Linked DNA regions of Homo sapiens: regions 1 and 2 are each linked to region 3. Evidence: read pairs that join two places in POLR2A ChIA-PET (ENCODE). Cell type or tissue: MCF 10A. All regions are shown on one strand. Each heading gives the region's core, and the rest is flanking DNA. Links, peaks and the distances in the headings are about the cores only.

Region 1 (7,546 bases), core at 1,342-6,341, 330 kb before region 3:
TGATTTCCTACTTGCAGATGGTGACTTGGAGTATTTGCTTCCTGAGGGGTTATTAAATAGATAGAAAGGGGGTATGTAATTTTGGGAAAGAAGAACATTAAAACCTGGCTTCAGATATAGAATACCTCACATAACTAAAAATATTTTGACAATTTTAATATGTTGATACATTCTTAAAGCTACACACTACCCTCTCAGACTCCTAGAAAGGTTCAGCTTCCAAGAATATGGTTTACAAAAGTATTTAAATAGAATAGGAAATATATTACAGCCCCCTACCTCACATATCTCATTTTCTTCATGATGTCTACTGTGATGTTGGCAAATACTTGGCTTCCAAAATAATACCCAATCCCACCATCACCCTTTAGATGAGAGGCTCCCAGCTGAGAAGGAAGCAGAGCAACTTTGCTTCCCTCCCACACCAGGTGACATCTGGCAATGTCTGGAGATATTTTCAGTTGTCCTGACTGGCAGGGGGTGAGTGTGCTGCTAGCATCCAGTAGGTAGAAGCCAAGGATGTTGCTAAACTCTCTACAATGCACAGGAGAGCTGCTCACAGCAAAGACTTATCCAACTTCAAATGTTAGGAGTGTCAAGATTGAGAAACCCTACTTTAGGTCCAAGGCTAACTTTTTAATTATTTATGGAACTCTTTTGATTTCGGAATTCTTTTATTTCAAGCCCTATAATTGATCATAATTGATTTTCCAGATACATCTTCGTTATCCATTCACTCACTTTCTCCTTTTTCTATTGAGCATCTGTTATGTGCCAGGGATGTTGCCAGCCTATGGGGGAAACACCGGTGAAGATGAAAGGAGTAATCCTTGCCCTCAAGGATCTGGGGTTTCACTGGGGGCAACTGACTATAAATATGGGAGTAAACAGATAACAGTGAGTTTTAATGTTTGTCTTAAAGAAACACTGTACCAGGACCCCATTTAGATAACAGTTCAAAGACATTCTCTTTGAACATGACATTTAAACTTAGATCTGGGGATGGAGAGAGAGAGAGAGGAGCGTGTGTGTGTGTGTGTGTGTGTGTGTGTGTGTGTGTGTGTGTGAAAGAGAAGCCTTGTCTCATGCTTTATTGCATATATTTGTACTTTAGTTTTGTGTGTTAAGCATTACCCCATGAGGTGATTGGAAATAGCTCCCCTGAGATGTTGCAAAAGATATATACAAATTATTTTTTCAGAAATTTACATTTAATTTAGGGAATATAACAATTCCAGCTGGTCCCTTGGGAACAGAGGATCCTTTAATCCTTTGCCTATTGGTGTCCACAGAGGAACCGGGATCTCAGGCTTTTCTAGCTAGATGCTGGGGACATAGAGACACACACAAAAGAAGGCTAGGGTAAGAGTTGTTCGAATTTCATGAGACATAGGAGTGGGATGGATGAAGGGGAAATGAGGAAAGTGTAGAGCTGTTCTGAACAAGAATATGAAGAATATGCAGTAACTTACCGGAAGAGCAGCCTCATAGAATCTAGCCAGTAGTCAGTTCTCAATTATGTACCCATAGATTATCCATGGGCAAAGCATTTCTTCCCTGGTGGCATGCACTCAGGAAATGTAAACCAGTGTTAGTCTGAATGAGACAAAATTAGGAAAGTAATTTCATTGCCAATATTTTTTTCCACCACAATTGAATTCAATATCAGACTTTTTTCTTATCCGTTATTTAGTATCTTTTTAAGGTTGTAGCTCCCATCCATTAGTCAGATGATAGAGAGCCAAATGTATGCCATATAATTATAATCTTAAAAAAATTGCACTTAGAACAGGAATCCTTATACACATTCATATTAAACTCAAACAGTCCCATAAGAGTAGCCAGGTAAATTGAGGCATGGTGTTGCTAAGTGTCGTCATTTAAATCTGACGTTGAACCTGGGAATACAGCCAGTAAGACTCCTTGGTGCCAACTCGAGCCAATAGCCCATGTTCCTTCATTCCTTGTCTTTGAGTAAATCACACTTAAAAGTAGTTTAATAATGAGATGGTGACCTGGCTATTTTAAGTACTCACTTATTCCTGTGGGACTTGAACCAAGGTCATTTGCTTTGGCCAGCTTAGTAGCCCAGAGACTTGCTTTCAGAATGGATGTTCTTGTATTGGATTACTGAGTCTGATCCCTCTTTTATTTTTCTCCTCCAAAAGTACAAAACAAAGAGGAGCTCATGATACAATTGATACTGAGAATCATGGCATAGATTTGTATCCGTGACTGCTGCCTTAAAAAACCATCCCAAAACAGTGGCTTTAAGCAACAGCTACTTCTATACTTCCTGTAAGTCTATGGATTGCCTGGGTAATTCTGCTAATACGGACAGGCTTGATTCATCTTGACTGGTGTCCCTCATACATTGTGCACTGGGGCCTGGCTCATCTTAGATGTCCTCAGCTGCAATGACTCACCTCTCTCACCCTCCTTAGCAGGCTAACTCCAGAATATTTCCATAGTGGTGATAGGGGTCCATCAAAAGAAAAAGTAGACAAAGCAATCACTTTTCCAGCCTCTGTTTGTATCAAGTTTGCTGCTATCCCATTGGCCAAAGCAAGTCGCATCACCGAGGCCAGAGTGAGTGTGAGAAGTTATCACCAAGAGGTATAAAATACGGGCCATTAATTCAATCTATCACACAAACAAATCAGCACAAGGTTTCTTAGGATAACTCTTGGCAATTTTTTATCTATTGGAAATGGGAGTTTAAACTGCCCTAAAGCAAGTTTTATGGACCTTCTGTTTTGGAAAGACTGCTCTAGTTGGTCTATTTAGAGGGCACGAACTGTGTTCTTATACCCCTATATGTGCACAGAGAACAGACTGTCTGAACAGCTGGAGGACATAATTTAAGAGGCCTCTACATCCAACTTGGGCAGGATGACTTCAAATGGGCTGGTGATGAACTGGGAGAAGTGTAGGCTTGTGACAGAGCTAGAAACACGATGAGCCATTAAAAGTACATCAATTCAGCTGGTCATTACAACAGGTGCATGGTTAATTTGTTCAACAAATACTTCCTGAGCTTATACCAACAACCTGAAAGTCACAGTGGTACACATTGCAGAGCGATGTGAAAAATAAAGGTAGTGAAAGATTATTGAGTACTTACTAGACGCCAAACACTCTGCTAAGGATTTTACCTCCATTATCTCATTTAATACCCCCGGTGACTTTGTGAGGGACGTGGGATTTTCTCTATTTTACAGGTGAGGAAACTGAGGCCCAAAGAGGAAATTTATTTAAAGCCACATAGCTAGTGAATACCTGTGCTAGTTTGATTGCAAAAATGGCTGTCATTCTTTACTTTCTTTCTTTGCAATGTGACTTTGCAGCCTTTCTCTATAAGAGGCATTTACTTGCCCTTTGATTCTGAACTGGCCTATACTTTTCTTTGGCTAAGATAATGCAGTAAAAAGGGTGGGTCGCTTTAGAGACTAGACACCAAGATACCTTGCATATTTCTGCTCTTTCTTGAAATTCTGTCTACCATGAGAACAAGCCTGAGCTAGCTGTCTGGAGGGTGAGGGATCACGTGGAGCCCAGGTGAGTCATCCTGCTGAGTCCCTCCTAGACTAGCCAGCTCCCAGCAAACCTACTGAAGTGACAATGTATGAGAAAGCCCAGCAGATTTCAGCTGGGCTCATCCCAGAACAGCATAACCACTAATCTGCACACTTATAAGAAATAATAAAGTTCCAAGGTGTTTTGTAACGTAGCAAGAGCTAGCTGACACAATTGCATATCCAATATTTGAATTCAGGTCTGACTTACTAAGACCTATAACTGAAAGGGGAGCTGGAAAGTGGTCTAGTCATGTTCTCAGGAGAAAGAGGAAAATAGATTTGGTGAGGTTTTAGCCAGTCTCTGCAGCATGTGCCCCCTGGTTTTACACCATTCATCCAGCTTGAGAACCACAGTAATGGTGATGGATTTAATGCATTTAAGCAAAAGGGTGCATTGAATGCATTTAAGCAAAGGGATGTTATGGTTATATTTGGCTATTTGAAATATTACTCTGGAGGAAGAGTGAAAAATGGATTGGCTGAGGTGAGACTGAGAACAGGAGGCAGTTTGTTTTGGCAATGGACTATAATGAGGGGCAGTAAGATTAAAGAGGAAAAAATATATTCAGGGAATGTTTAGCAAGTAGCAATTTCATTAATTGAAATTTGGAGGTGAAAGTGAGACATGGGTCTAGGATGAGCCTCAGATTATGGTTTAGTAACACCTCATAAAGGAAACAGAAGGAACAGCAGGCTTGAATGGGGAAGTAAGGAGCTTGATTTGGAGATTGAAAATCTAGGGACCCATGGTACATCTAGGTGTAGTTGTCTAAGAGACAGTCTTTTATCTGTCTTCAGCCTGAGAGAGAGTTCCGGGCTCAAGGAACACGTCTGGGAGTCATCAGTGTCTCTGCTGATCATTGGAGTTATGCTGTATCCGTCATAGTTTTTAACAGCAGACATCAGCAAACCCTCTAATTTAACTAGAAAGGACTTTTTAAGAGAGATTTTGGTAGCCTACAGAATCTCTAAGAGGTCTTGAAACTGGGTTTAGAGACTACATAGCCAGAAATAACAGTAGCCAGGAGAAACCATCCATAAGACTGTTAGTGGAAACTGCACAGCAGCTGCCTCACACAGGCAGGTGATGGGTGGCATCCATGACACCAAGGACAGAATGCTAGGACTCCCTCCAGAGCTATCCTAGAGAACCAAGTACTTCTGCCTCCAGTTTGCTAAAGGAGCCAATCTCCTCTCTCACCATGGCTGTCTCATTGGCCACCAGCATCTTACTCCTAGGTGCAGAACCTAGGCCACCTTGGGAAATGCAGCTGCAAGGGAATTTTTAGCTTTCCATTTTCTGTAGTTCAGGGAGGTGGGCTAGAGAGTGGTGGAATGTGTGTGGCCTGAGCCAATTCGTGGTACCCCCAAACATAGACATAGAGGAAACTCCACAGGGAAATTAAGACAGTGAGGAACAAAGGGGAAAAGAAACACTCTGTGGAGTAGGCAAGAAAATCCCCATTTCACTTCAACTAGATTGAGTTGGGCTTCTGTCACTTGCAACATGAGGAATTTTGAATGATAGGGTACCCAAACCTTATAGGAAATGTCATCCTTTATATGCAATACTGTCCCATTGATATTCCATACTTGGTTAGCCACAGGACAGGGTGGGAGCTCTCCCTGAGCAGAGGTGTCTGGTCACTTGAAATTAAGCTCCAGGGACCCACTCATTTCTACACTTGTGCAGTCAAGCACAGAGCTTGAATTCAAAGACCTGTATAAAGCTACAGTCATTTAAAACCATAACTTACTAAGAAGAAACTTGAATATATACGTGGAGGTGGCATAAGAAGTTTTATTCCTGGTCTGGAAAAAAACTTGTTCTAGAAGCACAAGCTGTACACTAGTGTTCGTAAGTGATGTGTACCATAGTTGAGTGTATGTGATGACTTTTAAATATATTTTCAAAGAAAATTTGAATCAGTGTTTTCAGAATCTTTGAAATACCTCTACAAAACACAGTTATGCAGAACACAGTTTGCAAATGGATGCCCTACACTGCATTTTCCCAGCTGCATCAAAAAGAAATAATTCCTTTGTTATGAGTTGAATTGCATCTTCAAGAATAGCTATGTTGAAGTCCTAGCTCCCAGAACCTAAGAATGTGACATTATTTGGACATTGGGTCTTTACAGAGTTAATCATGTTAAGGCCATTAGAGTGGGTGCTAATCCATTATGACTGATGTGATATGGTTAAGCTTTGTATCCCCACCCAAATCCCCATAATCCCTGTGTGTCAAAAGAGAGACCAGATGAAGGTGATTGGATCATGGGGGCAGTTCCCCCATGCTGTTCTCATGATAATGAGCGAGTTCTCAAAAGATCTGATGGTTTTATAAGGCGTTCTTCCCCCTGTACTTCTCCTTCCTGCCGCCTTGTGAAGAAGGTGCCTTGCTTCCGCTTCACCTTCCACCATGATTGTAAGTTTCCTGAGGCCTCCCCAGCCATGCTGAACTGTGAGTCAATTAACCTCTTTCTTTTATAAATTACCCAGGCTTGGGCAGTTCTTTACAGCAGTATGAAAACAGACTAATACACTGGTGTCTTTATAAAAAGGGGAAATTTGGAGACAGAGACAAATATGCACAGAGGTGAAACAATGTGAAGACACGTCTTGGAGAGCACCATATGAAAATGAGGGATTGGAGTGATGCGTCTGTAAGCCAAGACATGCATGGGGCTACCAGAAGCTGGGAGAGTGGCCTGGAACAGAGGCTCCCTTAGAGCCTTTAAAAGGAACTTACCCTGCTACCTTCTTGATTATGAGCTTCCAGCCTCCAGCACTGTAAGACTGTAAATTGCTGTTGTATCAGCCACCCAGTCTGTGCTACTTCCTTGTGTCAGCCACAGGAATCTAATACACCTCTCCTGATCAGAAGATCACAAACTAAGAAAGACTAAGGTGTTTTTTTTTTTTTTTTTTACCAGGTATAATTCAGTTCAATAGTAGTGCATTTCTTTTTTTCTTAGTTTAATGGAATAAAAATGGTTGCACTTTGAGGCCAACCTGTGTGTTTCCTTGATCTCCATAGAGTAACAGCCTTGAATGCTGGCCCTAGAGGTTTTTATTTTATCAAAGATAAGCCTAGGGTCCTCTAAGAGCCCAGGCTTGGCATAGCAGGCGGCTGTGTTTTAACAGCATTTGCTGTAGGTGGTATCGCTGTTGTTTATGCTGCTGATGCCAACATCACGCATAATTTGTTGATTCCCTATTATTGGCTTCCCTGGGTGACTGGAAGTTGTCACCTGGCTTATGGCTTTCTTTTCATCATCATTACTGCCTCCACTCTGTCATCCTTCCAACTCTAAATCAAAGGGAAACATGTCTTCCCTCATCTGGGAAGTATTCCAGATGCATATTATTAGAATGGAGGAGCACTTGACATTTCAGGTGATCTTTAGGGCTTCTTAATCAGTTTCAACCAAATCTTGATACTTTAGAGGACGCATGGGGGCAAACAAGCAAGTGGAATGGAGATTGAGCAAGGCTTACCAGCAGCTGTAGCTTGTGGACAGAGTCATGCTGCTACCCCAGGGGACAAGTTGAGTCTCCCAGGATCCAGAATTTGGCTCAGTGTGGCAAACCTGGTTGTCATCTTCTGTCCACCATCTTCTGCCTTTGGAGGGATTGTGGAGTGGATTAAATTCCTCTCCCAGGACTTTTCCAGTTCCCTGGACTGTTACTTGCTCTTTTGCATGAGGCTTCTGTTTCCCTGGTCCAGTTTCCTTGATATGCCCCCATTAGTCAGACTTGCCCTTTCCCCATCGTTGTCTGTGTCCCCAGACCCATCCTCTCCCAGCAGTCCTTGGGGAGGCAGTCTGTAAAGTATCTATTTGCATTTGGAGGGAGGAAAGACTCTGGGAAAGTACAGTGTTTTTCATGAAGGCTTCACTGAGTGCTATGTGCCAGACAGTGCAGTTGCCCTTTCTTTTTAGTTTTGTGGAGCAGCATGAGAGTAT
Region 2 (7,546 bases), core at 1,342-6,341, 380 kb before region 3:
ATTTACTGTGTGCAATGGACAAGGTATTTTTTAGAGAGGTGATCTCGTTTCATCTTGATGACTCTATGAGCCAGGTACTACTACTATTCTGAAATCAAATATGAGAAATTGAAGCTCAAAAGATTAAATGACCTGCCCAAACTCATGCGGCCATACAGGCTGACTCCAGGGCAGGTGCTCTTGGCTATTATCCTAGGACTTAGTAAAAGATCATTTTATTGGTAGCAGTAGAAATCTGTGTGGGCAAACATCATACAGCTACTAAATAAAGGTGCACAGTCATGAATTTGTTTTCAAAACAAAAGAGATATTAGCAGCATATTGTTTTCTAAATGATCCGCCTTGGGATTTCCAGCCTCCAGGCCTACACTTTCATGGTACTCTCGGAACACACTGGCCTTCACCTCCTCCCCATTTTTCTCTGCTTTATTATTATTAATCACATAAACAAGTTGCCAGCAATAAAGACGGAAAATGGAAAGACAGAAAAATTACCCATAGTTCTATCCATTCTTTATATCTCAGATTCAATGACATATTTTCCAACAAATTGTCCTTGGAGTGTACTGCCTCTCACAAGCATGCATGCATATGCACCCGCACACACACACACACACACACACACACACACACATGTGCACACATGCACACATACACTCACACATTCACACTTATTATTACATTGGTGGAAAAGTAATTGCAGTTTTTGTTATTAAAAGTAATGGCAAAAACTGCAATTACTTTTGCACCAACCTGCAACCTGATTGGTAGGATTGTATGTTCTTTGTTTTGCTGGACTGCAGTGGCAGCAGCCAGGCCTGCTCATCTCTGCTTCCTTCACAGCACCCTGTGAGGAGGCCTTGCCCACATCACCTGCTGAGTAATTATTTGTTGAATTACAAGCAGCATATAGTAAAATTTTATGTTCCTCTTCAAGGGACAGTGAGTAATGACACAGATTTAAAGTCAGCCGAATAGCTGGTATCTGGCTCTTAGTCTTAGCGAGGCTTTGACTAGTTCTTAAAAGTTGACATTCTTCCTGGACTTGCAGTCTGAGTGCATGAGGCTCTCCAGGGAATAAAAATTAGCCTGCTGTCTGAAATGTTTATGAAAACAGCTAAATTTAGATGATCAAAGATTTTGGGAATCCAGGGACCCTTGAGATTGAAGACTGTGATATCTTTAACAAGTATCTCGAACGGCAAAGGTTTTTTCTTCAGAAATTCCCCTTCAGAGGCATTTAAAGTTCTAGTTGGAAGCCGTTTTAATTTCTCTTTAATTGGTGGGATGGAGCGAGGTCTTGTTTAAGTAGACCACTTGAACATTTTCTTTTCCTCTGTTCATTGGCTCCAAGCTAACTTTTGAAGAGAGTGTTGCTTTTGACCAAACTGGAATTAATTCTAAAAGAGAAGGCAGGTCTGTCGCTCAAGTTTAACATGTGGATGAATTTGCCATCTCGAATTAAAATGGAGGCTGCTCAAAAGATTCCAAAAGGAACTATCCTCTATAATTTTGCTAAAAATGTAGGAAATATGTTAAAGTCACAGAGATGAGAAACTTGCTCTAAGTCTTGCTTTTCCCATCAGAAAGCCCCCACTTTACACTTGGTTCATGGAACAATAATTGGCATTCTTGTTACTGGCTCCCAAGCAGTGATTTGTTGTGGAGGTCTCTGAAGAATGGGGGAGAGAAAGGAGACCCTGGGGAAGAGGAGGGTCTTTGTGGAAAACCCATCAAGGCCTCAGAGAGCAAAGCTAAAGGATCACATCTTGGTGGGGAAGTCAACACTGTTGATTTCTGGGTGGCTATTTGGTTTGTACTGAATCTCCCATGGAGGGAGGCAGGACTGCAGAGTTTTGGGGAGCCCCGGCCTCAGTAGGGCACAAGCGGATGTCCTCTGGCTCACTCCATCTCCCTGTGACCTTGGGTAAACTATTTAGCCTCACGGGGCCTCAGATGCCCCCCTGTGAAGTAGGAAAGGTGATAGCCCTCACCTCACAGAGTGTCAGGGAACTAACCCAGGTATTGTGTGGAAAGCTTCATAAAGTGCTTAACCCAGAGCCTGGCACTTAAGTATTACTAAACAATTGCAAAGCAGGTGAAAGAAAATGCAAGCAGGACGCTTTGTTGAAATACAGGACATCAGTGGCAAAATCCTCCTCAGTCACGCAAATAAGACAGAATGCTGCAGAAAGGCATTCCGTAAATTCCAAAGAGCTTCCCAGCAGAGGTGACTGAGGGCCCAGGTGCACAGTACCCTGGAAAGAAGAGTGGGAGATAACTAACCCAGGAGGGAGGGGAAGGCCAGGGATGGGAATGTGGCTTCTCCCCAGCTGCTTGCTGCCTCCTGGCTTGACTTGATGAGGTTAGTTTGTTTGTAAACAGAATGCTCCAAATTGCAACTCTTTGCCAATCCTGTGCCCAAGTGGAAGAGCCTCTAATGAGCCAAAGCCTTAGTAATGACTGCAGTAAGCCCTGCTGGAGTGCATGGGGACTAGGACCAAGTGAGGAGGAGAGGTCATCAAGCTTTCAGTGGGGCTGGGGGCTTGGGGTTGAAGCCAGGAGTCACTAAAGGCCACCCAACGCCGAGGGAGAGAAAGACTTTGCCAGCCAGACCACTGCTTTTAGGGTTATGAAGTTTCCTTTGAAGCTCAGGAAGGATTTCTCCTCTTTGTCTTCTGAGGCAGGAGCTAACATGCCCTGGGTTTTCCCAACAAGTGAGGAAGGAAGGGCCGCTGCTGGGAAGTCAAAGGGAAACGCTTTCATTAAGGAACCATCCCAGCCAGAGCTCCGGGAATGGAGTCCAGCCCAGTCCTTAGGAATATGCTTGGGTGGGATCATTCACACCAGAGGTGATGGTCAGGCAGGTGCACACCCAGGGTTTGCCTTCTGGTCTTCAAAGCAACACCACTGAAATCTAGAAGTAAGTTTCTGTAAGAGGTAAGGTGTTCCCAGGTGCGTGGGTCAGGTGGCCCTACAGCCCTGGGCAGCTGCACTATACTTGCTCTTCCCAATATGGATCATCCATCTACTGACCAGAACCAGAGATTTCAGGCTGGCTGGGACTCACAGGGTTGACTCTGTGCCTTGAGGGCTCAACACATGAGCTTTGGAGCCACACTGCTTAGGCTCAAGTTCTATTGATACCACCTCTCAGCTGGGTGTCCTTCGGCAAGTTGCTTAAACCTCTGTGGCTTGGTTTCCTCATCTGCAAAATAAGAATGATAATAATATTCATTTCAGGGGATGACCACAGAGATTGGATCTGTTCAAACATGTAAACTGCTGACAACAGTATCTGGTGGTGAGTAAGCCTACAACAAATATAAGGCTTTTTTTTTTTTTTTTTTTTTTTTGAGACAGAGTTTTGCTCTTGTTGCCCAGGCTGGAGTGCAATGGGGCGATCTCAGCTCACTGCAACCTCCTCTTCCTGGGTTTAAGCGATTCTCCTGCCTCAGCCTCCTGAGTAGCTGGGATTACAGGCTTGTGCCACCACGCCCAGGCAGCCCATTCTATCTTTGATTAGGCCTATCAGTTAAGGAATTCTTCCAGGAGCTTCAGTGTGTATCTGAGCCAGACCACATAATAGATGAGTAATTCTCTTTTAAAGCTTTGATTTCCCATGTATGAAATGGGGATAATAGTACGGGCTTTGCAAAAATGTTGGAAAGATTAAATGTAGTGTAAAATGTTAGCATTAAATAAATGTTACAGTGTGTGTGTGTGTGTGTGTGTGTGTATACATATCCTATATGTTAAAATGCGTTCAGTTGCAACTACTAGAAAATCTGCCCACATCCAACAAACTATATAGAAATGTATTCTAGCACTTAACAGGAAGTCCTGAGGCAGGGTGAGCCTCAGGGCTGGTTGACTCGGAAGCTCAGTGATGTCATCAAGGACACAGGTTCTTTCCATTTCTCTGCCCTGCCATCATCAAGCTGGTAGCCACAGGGCTTAAGCAGATCTAGGAGTCACGTCCAGACTTGACCACATTCAGAAGGAAGAAAGACCTGTTCCTTCTATGGTTCACTCTTAGAAGTTAAGAAAGTTCCCTGGAAGTATCCCATTGGAACTTCTCTAATGTCTCATTGGTCACATGTATCTCCCACGCCTGCACCAGAACCAGTCACTGGAAGAGGAAATGGGATTCCCTCAGACCAATTCCCTCAGCCTCCCCTAGAGCCCCCACGAGATCGTCCTGGAAAGGGAAGGTGGACATCTCCGCATTGTTGGAATTCTGCTAGGAATGCAGAAGTGGGAGAAGATATCAGGTAGGCAATGGCGTACATCGCAGAGCCCAGGCTCGTTTCTCAATAGCTCCCCCATCGCACCATCTCCATCCATGCCAGGTTGCCTCCCCTTTCCAATTTTGGAAGCGTGTGTTCATGCTTTCTTTTCCAGGCATCTCGACTCCCACTAGTGGAATGAATGGGCAAGGCTGTGTGTTTCTAATGCTAACAGATGGTTCTGTGTTCCAAGGCAGGCATGGCTCTTCCAACACTAAGAATGGATCTAGTTTTACACATCACATGCCTGGTTCAGGGAGATTTAGAATCATACAAATTGTGCCAGGGCCGATGGATTCAAAGAGGCATGGCCAGCACATGTGGATGAAGTTAATGTCTGGGCTGGCCTTCCCAGAAAAGCGGCAGCCTTCTCTCCTTTCATTCTTTCATTCTTCATAGTAGTTGCCCATAGAGAGCACATTCGAGAAGGCTGTAGAAAACATTACAACCCCTTAATGCATTAATTGCTACCACTTCCCAAATACAGCCCACTGAGTTGTCCCACGCTAATTTCTCCTCTGTCCTGGACAGTGGCCACTCCTTTGCTCCTATCCAAATTTGCTTTGCCCATAGCCCATTGCTGCAAGATACTGAAGGGAGAAGGTAAGCTGATGTGGTACACCAAGCTTCTCGCTATGGTAATGGCTACTGTGTCATCATTCCGGCAAAACCTATTTGGAATTCAAGCACTTTTTGTGTTTGGTTTGGTTTACCTGAAATCCATGTCTTAAGCCTCCACTGCCGATGTCCTTCCCATCACATCACACGTATAGCTTACTAATCCTTCCAAGTCTAGCTCAGACACTGCCTCTTTCCTGAACACTTTGCTGGTTGCACGGCTAGGGAATTTTTGTTGTTGTTCTTCCTCCTGGAGCTCCCAGCCCCATTATTCTATTCCACTTTTGCTTCCTGCAATGTGCTTGACCTGATATTTTAGTTATTTATAAACTTGTATTTTCCCTCCTCTGGACAATTAGCTTCTGCAGAGGTGGCCAGTGGCCAGGGCTGATTGATATTAGCCTTCTACCCAGTGCCCAGCAGGGCATGGGCTGCAGGGCCGTAGAGGAGAGAATACTGTTCCAGAAAAAGGAATTCCAGATCCCTATTTGGCATCAGCCATGCTCTGGGCCTCAATTTTCTTTATCCATGAGATGAAAGGATCAGGTCAGATTTTCTCTAAAATTCTTTATGGTCAAATAGGCTTTTGATAAAGCATGGAGTAATTGATTTACTCAAGTGTGGGAGGAGGGAAAGGGGATTTGAGGTAAATGTGTGTGTGTGTGTGTGTGTGTGTGTGTGTGTGTGTGTGTGGTATGTATGTGTGTGTGTGTGTTAAGTAGGAAGGAGGAAAGTGGCCAGCTTTCTTGTTGACACACCATATAGGCATCCATGAAAGTCTTCAAAAATGAGTCTGGCTCTAGGAACTGTAGAGAGGCAGGTGTCAAACCCAACTCTCTTTCTCCTGAAAGAGGTGATGTACAGGGTAGTCCTTAAAGGGAAGGGCTTTATGATTAAACAGAGGCAGGTTTAAATCCTGGCCCCATCAGTTAGAAAGTGTGATTTTGGACAAGCTATCTAATCTTTCTAAGCCTCAATTTCCTTATCTGTAAAACTGGGATAATATGAGGATTTGATTCAATAAGACACATGGCTATGAGGATTAAATGAGATAATATATCTAAGGCACCCAGCACAAGGCCTGGCATACAGAAAGTGCTTCGCAGGTGTAATAATAATTATAATAATTATTAATGAAGATCTCGATAATTATAAGATGAAAACAGTTAAACGTTAAGTCCCCAGAAAACGTTTGCATGATCTGCATTCTCTTCTGATAATACAAAATACATTTAGAGGGAGGGAGGCCTTCCCACCCCCCTTTTCGCTATCCCATATTTTCTTTCCTCTTTTTCTTGACTTTTAAAAGAAAAAGAGCCCAATCATTCTTTTTAGCTTTTGAACACATTTTAGTTGTTTCCATAGCAAGTTTTAGACCTGCTTTGCCTGTAGTTCTTACACACGTGTAAGCTGCTCCACCACCCCCGCACCCCTGCCTCCCCCACGAACCCCGTCCAGAAGTTTCAGGCTTCTCTGGAAGGTTTATGTGTCACTCTTCATTATAACGACTTCTAAGGACAAGCAGCCTGAGTCTGTACCTGTCCAGGTGATGGGAGATCGGCTGGGAAGATGCCCTCATTCTCTGGGAAGAAAGACGTCCTGTCTAAACCTTGGCAGGCGGCAGAGGAGAGATGATGCTCACAGACCGATGCCTTCTGCATCTCGCCTGCCAAGAATGAGTGGCATGTGAACAACGCTCCGCTCAGAAGTTCTGGGCAGGTGCCCAGGCCCAACTAGGATGGTCCCTGTGGCCCTGGAGGAACCATGCCAAGAATCTGCACGCTGCCAAAAGCTTTCCTCCCTGGACGCCGTTCTGGCTGCCTAATTCTCCTGGCAAGCTGTTTCTAGATCATTCTTCTAAACTTCCCCAGAAAACCCCCAGAAAAGGAATGGGAAAACCTGGAAATTGTGGGGAAGCATTTGAATCTTCTCCATGACACTGTTGAAGTGATTACCATTTAAAAAAAAAAAAAAAAACAAAACTAAAAATAGCTGCTTGGAGAAAATGACATGCTTGCCCCAAGTGGTCACATGGGGACCTGGCCGCAGAAGCTATGTCTCTGCTTCCTGCCTCTGGGGCCTGAGAGCACAGAGGTTCCCGACGCCCACCTGTTGACATAGACCCTCTCCAAGGGTCAGCCCCATAGGTTTCTTCGGGGGGTAAAACTCATCCTTCGCTGATGGAACCAGATGTAACGAACGGCTCATTTACAGTAATAAAAAAAAAATTCCTCTGGTCTCTGTGGTGATGCCAGGACTCCAAGGAGAAATGGTGGTTGTAGGACCCATTTGCCATGTAAATCACTCCTTGGGCCTCAAAGAATTGAGATTAGAGGGGAAACAGCCTGAAAGCCAATTTGCTTTCAATAATTTGAGACCCTGTGGGGTCGGGTACCTGCCTGGACGATAAGTAGTTTTAGCCTAAGGCAAACTGAGTGAAAATAGGTAAAAAAATCAGCGAGTTTTGGCAGCATGTGCTACTGAATGCAATTTTTTTAAGGTCCTGGAGAAAAATCTCTGTGTTTGGAGGTTACATCTGTGCATGGATAATGGCGTGTTTTTGTTTGTTATTACTGCATGTTCCAATGTCTCGGCCATTACTGAAATTATGGGAAATGGCTGGATGCTATTCAGTTTGA
Region 3 (7,546 bases), core at 1,442-6,441:
GCGGAGTTTAGAAATAATCTGTCCCTGAGTCCCATTCAGCATGGACTGCCTATGATTCTAAAATAATTGGAAATTTTTAAAAAAAAATTTAAATAATAAAAACAAAAAGTTTCTGGAATCAAAGAAATAGCCCCTGACTACACAGCTTGAAATGGACCCTACAGGCAAGGAGAGGAGGGCCCAAGGCACAGGACTGAGCTGCAGTTTTGTAGTTTGCAAAGAAAGCAACCCTCTGCTTTGCTTTAGATGGCCTCCGAGGCCAGTTCTTTGGGCAGAATCCAGAAACAGGAAGAAGTTGCAGAAGAGAAGAGGCAAAGAAACAAAGAAAGGACTTGTCTGAGAAAAGCAGCCAAGAGCAGCATACATGTCAGGGACAGTGAGGGTGCTGAGCGGCAGATACTACCCTCGTGGGTATCCTCCCTCAGTTGAGGCTCTTCCCCTCTCCCAGTTTTTCTTACCCCCAGTGGCACAGATTGCCTTTGGAGAGAGCTGACCTGGGAGAAAGAAAGTCCACTTTTGAGTTTCTAAAGCCTAGGCCAGGGCACGAGAGAGATATGAAAGCATAAGTGGTGAATATCCTCCCATCTGGAGGGAAGAAAAGAGAGTAAGAGGGAAAACAGAGAAAATGTGGATGCCAGAGCACCCTGGACCCTGCATTACCCCAAGAGACTTTGGGGGATTCCAGCCCATGGATGACCTGAGAGATGCAGGAGGATCCCCAGAGTCCCATGTGTCTGGCATGACCCAGCAGCAGGAGAAATGTCTGAGCTAGAAGTGGATAGGCCTGGGTTGGCCTCACAGGGTTCCCTGTGCCAAGCATGAAGTCAGAACATAGAGTGTCCTCAGGCACCCAGAGGGCCCCATGATGGTGTGGGAGCTGTGGATGCTTCCCACGAGCCCAGGCATCTGTCACACATGTGTTTCCTGCCATTGCACAGATCGTGCCATAGGTGGTGGCAAGAAGACGCCTTATAATTGGGGCCAAGGAGCACATAGCAGTCACATATACAGCCTGTAGACAAAAGTCAAGATGGAGAGAGAGATCTTCAGGAAATGAGGCCAGTATGGCTCATGGATGACACAAGGCCCAGTGGTGTCCAGTCCTGGCACTTGTTCATAATCACAGACATTTCATTTATACAACCCTATGATCCATTGGGTGTGGCCAAGCTGGAAACAAAGAAACTGAAATGACCACACATGGCCACAGGATTTCTCTCCTCCGGTGGCCACAGCCCAATGGAGGAGACAGACCTCCCGAGAAGGGTGGGCATGGGGTGCCATGATAGACGTAGCAAGCAGGAACAGGGGTTGGGGTCACCATGTGAATGAGAGAGAAACAGGCACTGAAGCTGCAGGAGCCTGGGGGACAATTGTGCATGCCAGGCACCTAGAAAGCAGGAAGAGGGGAGATAGCAGATGAAAACACACACACTAATCCAATGCCCATCTCCATAAAAAGCAGTGGCTCATGGGACAACCAAGAGAGCTCCTCTGACTTCCTGCCCAAGCAAGAGCATAACTAGGTGATGGGGGCAGAGGCTCTGAGGAGCCCAGGCAAGAGCTCAGCACAGCTTTGCTAAGGTTCGCCTCTGGAAGCAGCCACCTCTGGGAATTTCCCTGGTATCTGTTTGGGCAGAGACTGAAACTGAACTGAACCATTAATAGCCTGTGATCATCCTCCCAAACTCCCCCCAAACCTTAATTCTTTTGCACTAAACCAAAGATGGTTTTGTTTTAACATCTGATTCACCGGACTCAACTAAAAAATGAAAGAGCTGAACCAAAGGAGCAGAATAATCCCAGCACCTGCAGCAAACTGTTCATCCATCCAGCTCCATTCCCTGGGCAGGGCAGGTTCCCCTAAGGCATTGTTCTATTGGGAAGAAGGCCCATGAGAGGCCAGAGCAGGGAGAGGCATGCAGTGGCATGATCCAGAGGGAAAAGGAAGAGAAAGTAACCATCCGAGTACTCCCCACTCTTGGAAGAGCCAATAGACAAAATCCAGATGAGCTTATGAGTAATGGATGTCCTATGTGCCACAGGGTGTTACAGGCAGATGCTGAGGGAGGGGTGCAGCCAACGTAAGGAGAAATGCAAATAAAGATCAGGCTTGGGGGCAGGGGTCTGATGATGCCCCCAAAACGCCAGTCAGCAGGGACTCTGACATTTAAAGAGGCACCATAACCACTTGAGCCAAATCTCTTTTCACTCAGTGTGCCCAATGTGATATTTAAACAGAAATGTCGCCCTCACTGCATTTATGCCCCTCCAACCCTTCAGAATTGGGTCTGCTGTCCAAATGGCTCATGTGTGTCCACCTTCCAGAGCCAAAGTGAAAATTTCTGATAAAAACAGAAAAAGGTAAATTTCGGCTTTATGAACTCAGGATTAAATCAGGCCAGGCCTTTCTGTGAAATGTGAACCCTGTAATGCTGAGAAATTGAAAAAGCCCTTGCTTTTTGAAGCTCTGGCCTATCTTTAATTGAACCTTTTGCATGAAATCATGAACCATGGCCGATGCCATGAAACAACTCAAGGAAGAAACCAGCAAAGCAACTGGCTTTGAACTGAGACCTGCGAACTGAGAACCGCCTACAGTCCGTAAAAGACCAGCCTGGGCCCTTGGGTTGCCCTCATCCTGTTTTAGAATCGTCTCTTTTCTTTGAAAACTGGGGAAAGGGAGGAAGTGTGGTTACTGAGGATTAAGCTTGAGTCGACCTTGAGTTAGGGGTCAAGTTACCACATCATGGTTTGGGTCAGAACTGATTATTTTTGGCAAATGTACACCAAAAAATCACATTTTTTAAGTGGATAAAAGTGCACCATAGGAAAAAATTCATTTTCGGAGACATCAGCACATTTCAGTGAGTACTGTGGCTAAATTTGAAAGAATGTGAACTTTTGAGATTACTAATATACATCCAAATGTGTGTTAGGGAATGTACATTGAGCTCTGTTATTCCTAATCTTTTACACAGGCCCTCTCCACCAAATTTCATAGACACATTAGAAAAAGGAAAGCCACTCACACTCCTGCTTGCATAGAAGTCCCCTGCCTTTTGCCAATGAGCTTTTCTGCTCCCAGATCAACTTGATTAAGTAAGATATAATTTTCTGCTTCTCTCTCCTGGCATAGGCACGGCTGTATAATGTCTTCGTTCTCCCCAGTGAGATGCCTGTAACTGACCTAACTTAAAGAGAAATATGTTCTGCCTCCCATCTTCAGAGGAAGAAACCCTCTGAGACCTACATGTGATTTGTCTTGTTGCCTGCAAAAGTTTGCTCTTTATGGTGACAGCTAGGCTTGCTTGGGAGATTTGAACAGATACAGCTTCTTGGTGCAGCTGCCTCTGCTCTCCTAATTTGATCCTGAGCCTAACAATTACAGTTATCAAGGAGCCAGCTCTTCCAAAAGGTTTCCTGCAAATCACGTCATCATCTGTGATGTGTACAATTTGGTCTCTTGGATTATGCAATGATTCTGGGTGTTGTTTTAAAGCCTGACTTTAATAAAAAGCCCGAGAAAAGAACAAATGCAAATGGGTGTTGACGTGGACTGCCCATCCTCTGGCACCAGCAGTAGAATACAGACAGTACCTACAGCAACACAATAGATAATGCATCTGCAATTACCGGGATACTTAACATGTGTTGTATAACTCATCGGAGAAAATATAGATCTTTTGTGTGTGTTTCAGATGTAGAAGGAATGAATGAATCACAGGTCATAAACTCAGGCGTGGGACAAGTATCAGATCTTTGTATTTTCTTCCAAGCAGCTTAATTTCAATCGTGACTACTCCATGCCAACAGGTAGGCAGGAAATTCCACCTCATTGATTCTCTGGGTGCCCCTGTTCCCACCCAGAGGGTCTTTCTCTAGCACCAAGGTGCTGGGAGGGCTCCCTGTCCGCCTGTAATTCCCCCAACTCCCCAGCATGTACGAGCTATGAGTCACTAGGCCACACTGGTTGCCATGGAGACACTCATCGTCCTAGTCTACTGGTCCCTCCAGGTTGAGGCTGCGGCTTCCACACCAGGCATGGAGGCTTCAGGATCTTGGTGAGGCTGGGAGGCACCTCACCCTTCCCCACTGGCATCCTCACCAACCCCCTGAGCCTGGCCAGAGAGCAGGGTGCTGCCTCCCCTAGCTGTCAGAATACTTTTTGGCTCCCAGTCCAGGGCAATAAACTTTTCTTCAAAGATTCTCTCGCTCTTCATGTCCCTCCCAGAGTTGCTCCCTCTCCACCAAACCCATCCACCTCTGTGATTGTAAGCTTTGGCAAACCAAGGCCAGAAAGGGAGCTGTCCAGTGGGCAGCTCCAACTCTCCACCCTGCCTGGAGCCTCCCAGCTCGGAGCTTGTGGCCTACCAGAGACATGGAAAGGGCGGAAATAAAGAAAAGCAATGCCCAAATAGATACAAATGTGTCCCATCCCTGCAAATGTCACAAAGTCATGAATAATTACCACGAGGGACACTTCCCCAGCTTTTTTGCTGCTCCATCACCAGCAGCCCTCTAGTGAATCCCAGCACTTCCTTCACTTTCTCTCCTAGTTCCATTCCCAAGCCAATATTTCTTTGTACATTCCAGCTGCCTTCTGAATCCCTTACTTCCTCTTCAGTGTTCCCACGCAGGTGACAGCAGGAAGAAGCATGGTCTGGTTGATCCGATGGTACATGAAGCTAATGGCCATGAGCCTCCCATGTGGTCCTGGGGCTGCACAGAATGTGCTGGTGGCCACAGGAAGGCTCAGAGACCATGATGTTGAGGAAGGGGCTCAAGGGGGCTTACAGACATGGCAGAGACACATGAGATGGAATAAAAATGCCACATATGTCAGTCAAATTGAATAGCTAAGGGAGAGCGAGGTGTTGTTTTGAAAGCGTATATCCACGTGGCTTAAAGGCGTGTCACTCGTTTTGTTTTGTTTTGTTTTGTTTTGTTTTGTTTTGTTTTGTTTTTATGAGACAGAGTCTTGTTCTGTCACCTGGGCTGGAGTACAGTGGTGTGAGCTCGGCTCACTGCAACCTCTGCCTCCCAGATTCAAGCGATTCTCCTGCTTCAGCCTCCCGAGTAGCTGGGATTACAGGCATGCACCACCACGCCTGGGTAATTTTTGTATTTTTAGTAGAGACGGGGTTTCACCATGCTGGCCAGGCTGGTCTCAAACTCCTGACCTCAAGTGGTCCACTCGCCTCAGCCTCCCGAAGTGCTGAGATTATAGGCATGAGCCACCGCACCCAACGAAGGTGTGTCACTTGTGTGCGTTTGTGTGACATCCTGGAAGCATGGAGGCAGGGTCAGGGGTCTGGAGCCAATGACCCACATTCTAGACCCAGCTTTTCCACAAAGGAGCCTGTGCCCTTGAGAAAGCCCACTCCCCCGTCTCATTTCTAAAAACAAAAGATTAGACCAATTTATCACCAGGCTCTCTTTGACTCTGAGGGTCTTTGACGCTAATTGATTTTTTAAAAATAAACAATATTTTAAACACTATTTTATGGTGATTAAGGTACTTGCTCATTATCTAATGGCCAACCTGGATGAATTTAACCCCCCAGGCATGTCAGTCTGCCACGACTGTGCTTTCACCGTTCGACTCCATAAAACCCAGCAAACTTCATGTATATTAAAGTTTAATAGCAGCTCAAGAGTGAGAAGCTGAAAGAAATGTGAACAGTACCTAAGGGGTGTTTTATTCATGTTGATTCTCATATGTATGATAAATAGTTCCTGTGCCTGATTTCGTGATGAGAACAGGTTCTTTAAAACACCAGCAAAGGAAGCCCATAAGGAAAACAGAAATCATCTACCATAAAGAAAAAGCCAAAATATTCATATATTTCTTTGGAGACCCAGCAAGGTCTGGAGAGAGCCAGACATTTGCACCTTGGCTAGATGTATTTAACACCAGTGATCTACTCCAAACCCCATGTGGGGCAGGATGCCAGCAAGACAGCATGGATTTTGGATAGCAGCTCACCCAGGAAGGACACTCAGGTTCAGAGCAGATGACACATGGACATATGTATCAGGGTTGTCCCATGTATATGTATGGACGTGTGTTTGAATATGTGCATGCATGCATGTATGTGTATGTAACAGAATAGAGTGTAAATGTACATATTGTACAAATGTGCAAATGTAAGCAAGCTATTCTTAGCTTGCCAGCCATACAGAATTAGCTTGCCAATTATGCAAACTGTGCTCTAATAGGTAGTTTGTGCATTAATTTCTTTTTTATCATGTAGAACATAAATTACCAACTTTTTTCTGTAAAGGGCCAGTTACTGTGTGAGGCTTTTGAACCATGAGGTGTCTGTTGCAACTACTCAGCTGGCCGTTGCAGAGTAAAAGCAGACTTAGACAACACATAAACAAATGAGCATGCTTGTGTTCCGATAAAACTTTATTTATGCACACTGAAATTTGAATTTCATATAACATTTGCATGTCAAACAATATTATGATCCTTTTGATTTTTTCAACAATTTAAAAATGCAAACACTATTCTTAGCTTGCCAGCCATACATAAACAGGTGACAGGCTGGATTTGGCCAAGGGCCACAGTTTGCAATATTTAATTTAGAATGCATTTCCCATAGGAAAAAAAATGATTGTAAATGTTGTTTGGCTTACCAGATCAATCCACAAAAGTCAATTCAATCCATAAAGAATCAAAATATGGCATATATAGCATGAATATTTATGCTAGCTACTGTTAGTGCTCTCGATAATCATGAATTTCTTTAATACTCAGTGCAATCCTATGGGGAAACAGGTTTAGAGAGTTTGAGTCACTTTCCTATCTCAGCTAAGAAGCTGAATACCTGGGATTTAAACCAAGGTCTTGGGATCTCAGAGCTGTGTTATTCACAGCAAAAGAACCCCACTTGCTCATAAATTAGGGGGATGATGCCTGGTACCTAGGGAATCCTCAATGGATCTCCGCTACCAGCATTGTCGTCATTATGACTAAGTGTACTACTTCAACTCTACTAAATCAACATTTATGATACCATTTCCTAAACCTGGGTCTCAACCTGGGATGCCCCCACATTTTTCCCTTCCCTGGCTTTGAAGCCCTCCTCATTGTCATTTAGCAAGAGAGAAAGGGAATTCTCCTAAGTAGGTACGATTGACTCTTTAATTTTACACATTTTTGCCTCTACATAAGAGCAGATGTGCCAATCATTTCCCATTTGCTCCAAGGGAACAAGGGTGAAAGAGGACTCCCTTTGCAGCAGAGTCTGGGGCAGCCATATTTGGGCCTCTTTGTTGCCCATTCATGTTTCAGAGCCAGTCATGCATCAGAGGATCAAGGTGACATGCGTAGACCTGGGTTACAGCCATGTGCCAAGTGCCCCGGAGGTTTGAAATAAAACATTTCCCCATCCATCTGCATCATCAGTAATATTTTAGTAGCCACGTAAGCTACAAAGTTTGCTGAGAACAAAGAACCCTCCGGGTCATCTATAGCTGAAATTGACAAATTGAAATAGACAAAGATGTAAGTGAATATTTTTGTTCCTCCTTCATT

The links. Peaks named below come from ENCODE experiments on the same cell type or tissue, not always from the same donor. Only the 100,000 strongest peaks of a DNase experiment are listed, where the experiment ranks them.
Region 1: POLR2A ChIA-PET joins it to region 3 with 6 read pairs; 1 of 35 experiments calls an interaction of 5 or more read pairs at or near these places.
Region 2: POLR2A ChIA-PET joins it to region 3 with 12 read pairs; 1 of 35 experiments calls an interaction of 5 or more read pairs at or near these places.

What each region holds. Positions count from the first base shown.
Region 1 is chr1:14,187,171-14,194,716 of GRCh38, forward strand. It overlaps a transcript of KAZN not described here. Among named protein-coding and RNA genes, the nearest start is that of KAZN-AS1, 230 kb to the right of the region's middle. In MCF 10A, for the core only: no CTCF peak of the experiment used is centred there; a DNase peak (open chromatin) is centred at 3,561.
Region 2 is chr1:14,134,370-14,141,915 of GRCh38, forward strand. It overlaps a transcript of KAZN not described here. Among named protein-coding and RNA genes, the nearest start is that of KAZN-AS1, 280 kb to the right of the region's middle. RefSeq lists enhancers at 1,345-1,891, 1,892-2,437. In MCF 10A, for the core only: no CTCF peak of the experiment used is centred there; DNase peaks (open chromatin) are centred at 2,722, 3,202 and 3,932.
Region 3 is chr1:14,519,070-14,526,615 of GRCh38, forward strand. It overlaps a transcript of KAZN not described here. Among named protein-coding and RNA genes, the nearest start is that of KAZN, 76 kb to the right of the region's middle. RefSeq lists enhancers at 1,002-1,111, 1,412-1,471, 3,956-4,045. In MCF 10A, for the core only: no CTCF peak of the experiment used is centred there; DNase peaks (open chromatin) are centred at 1,942, 3,482 and 3,972.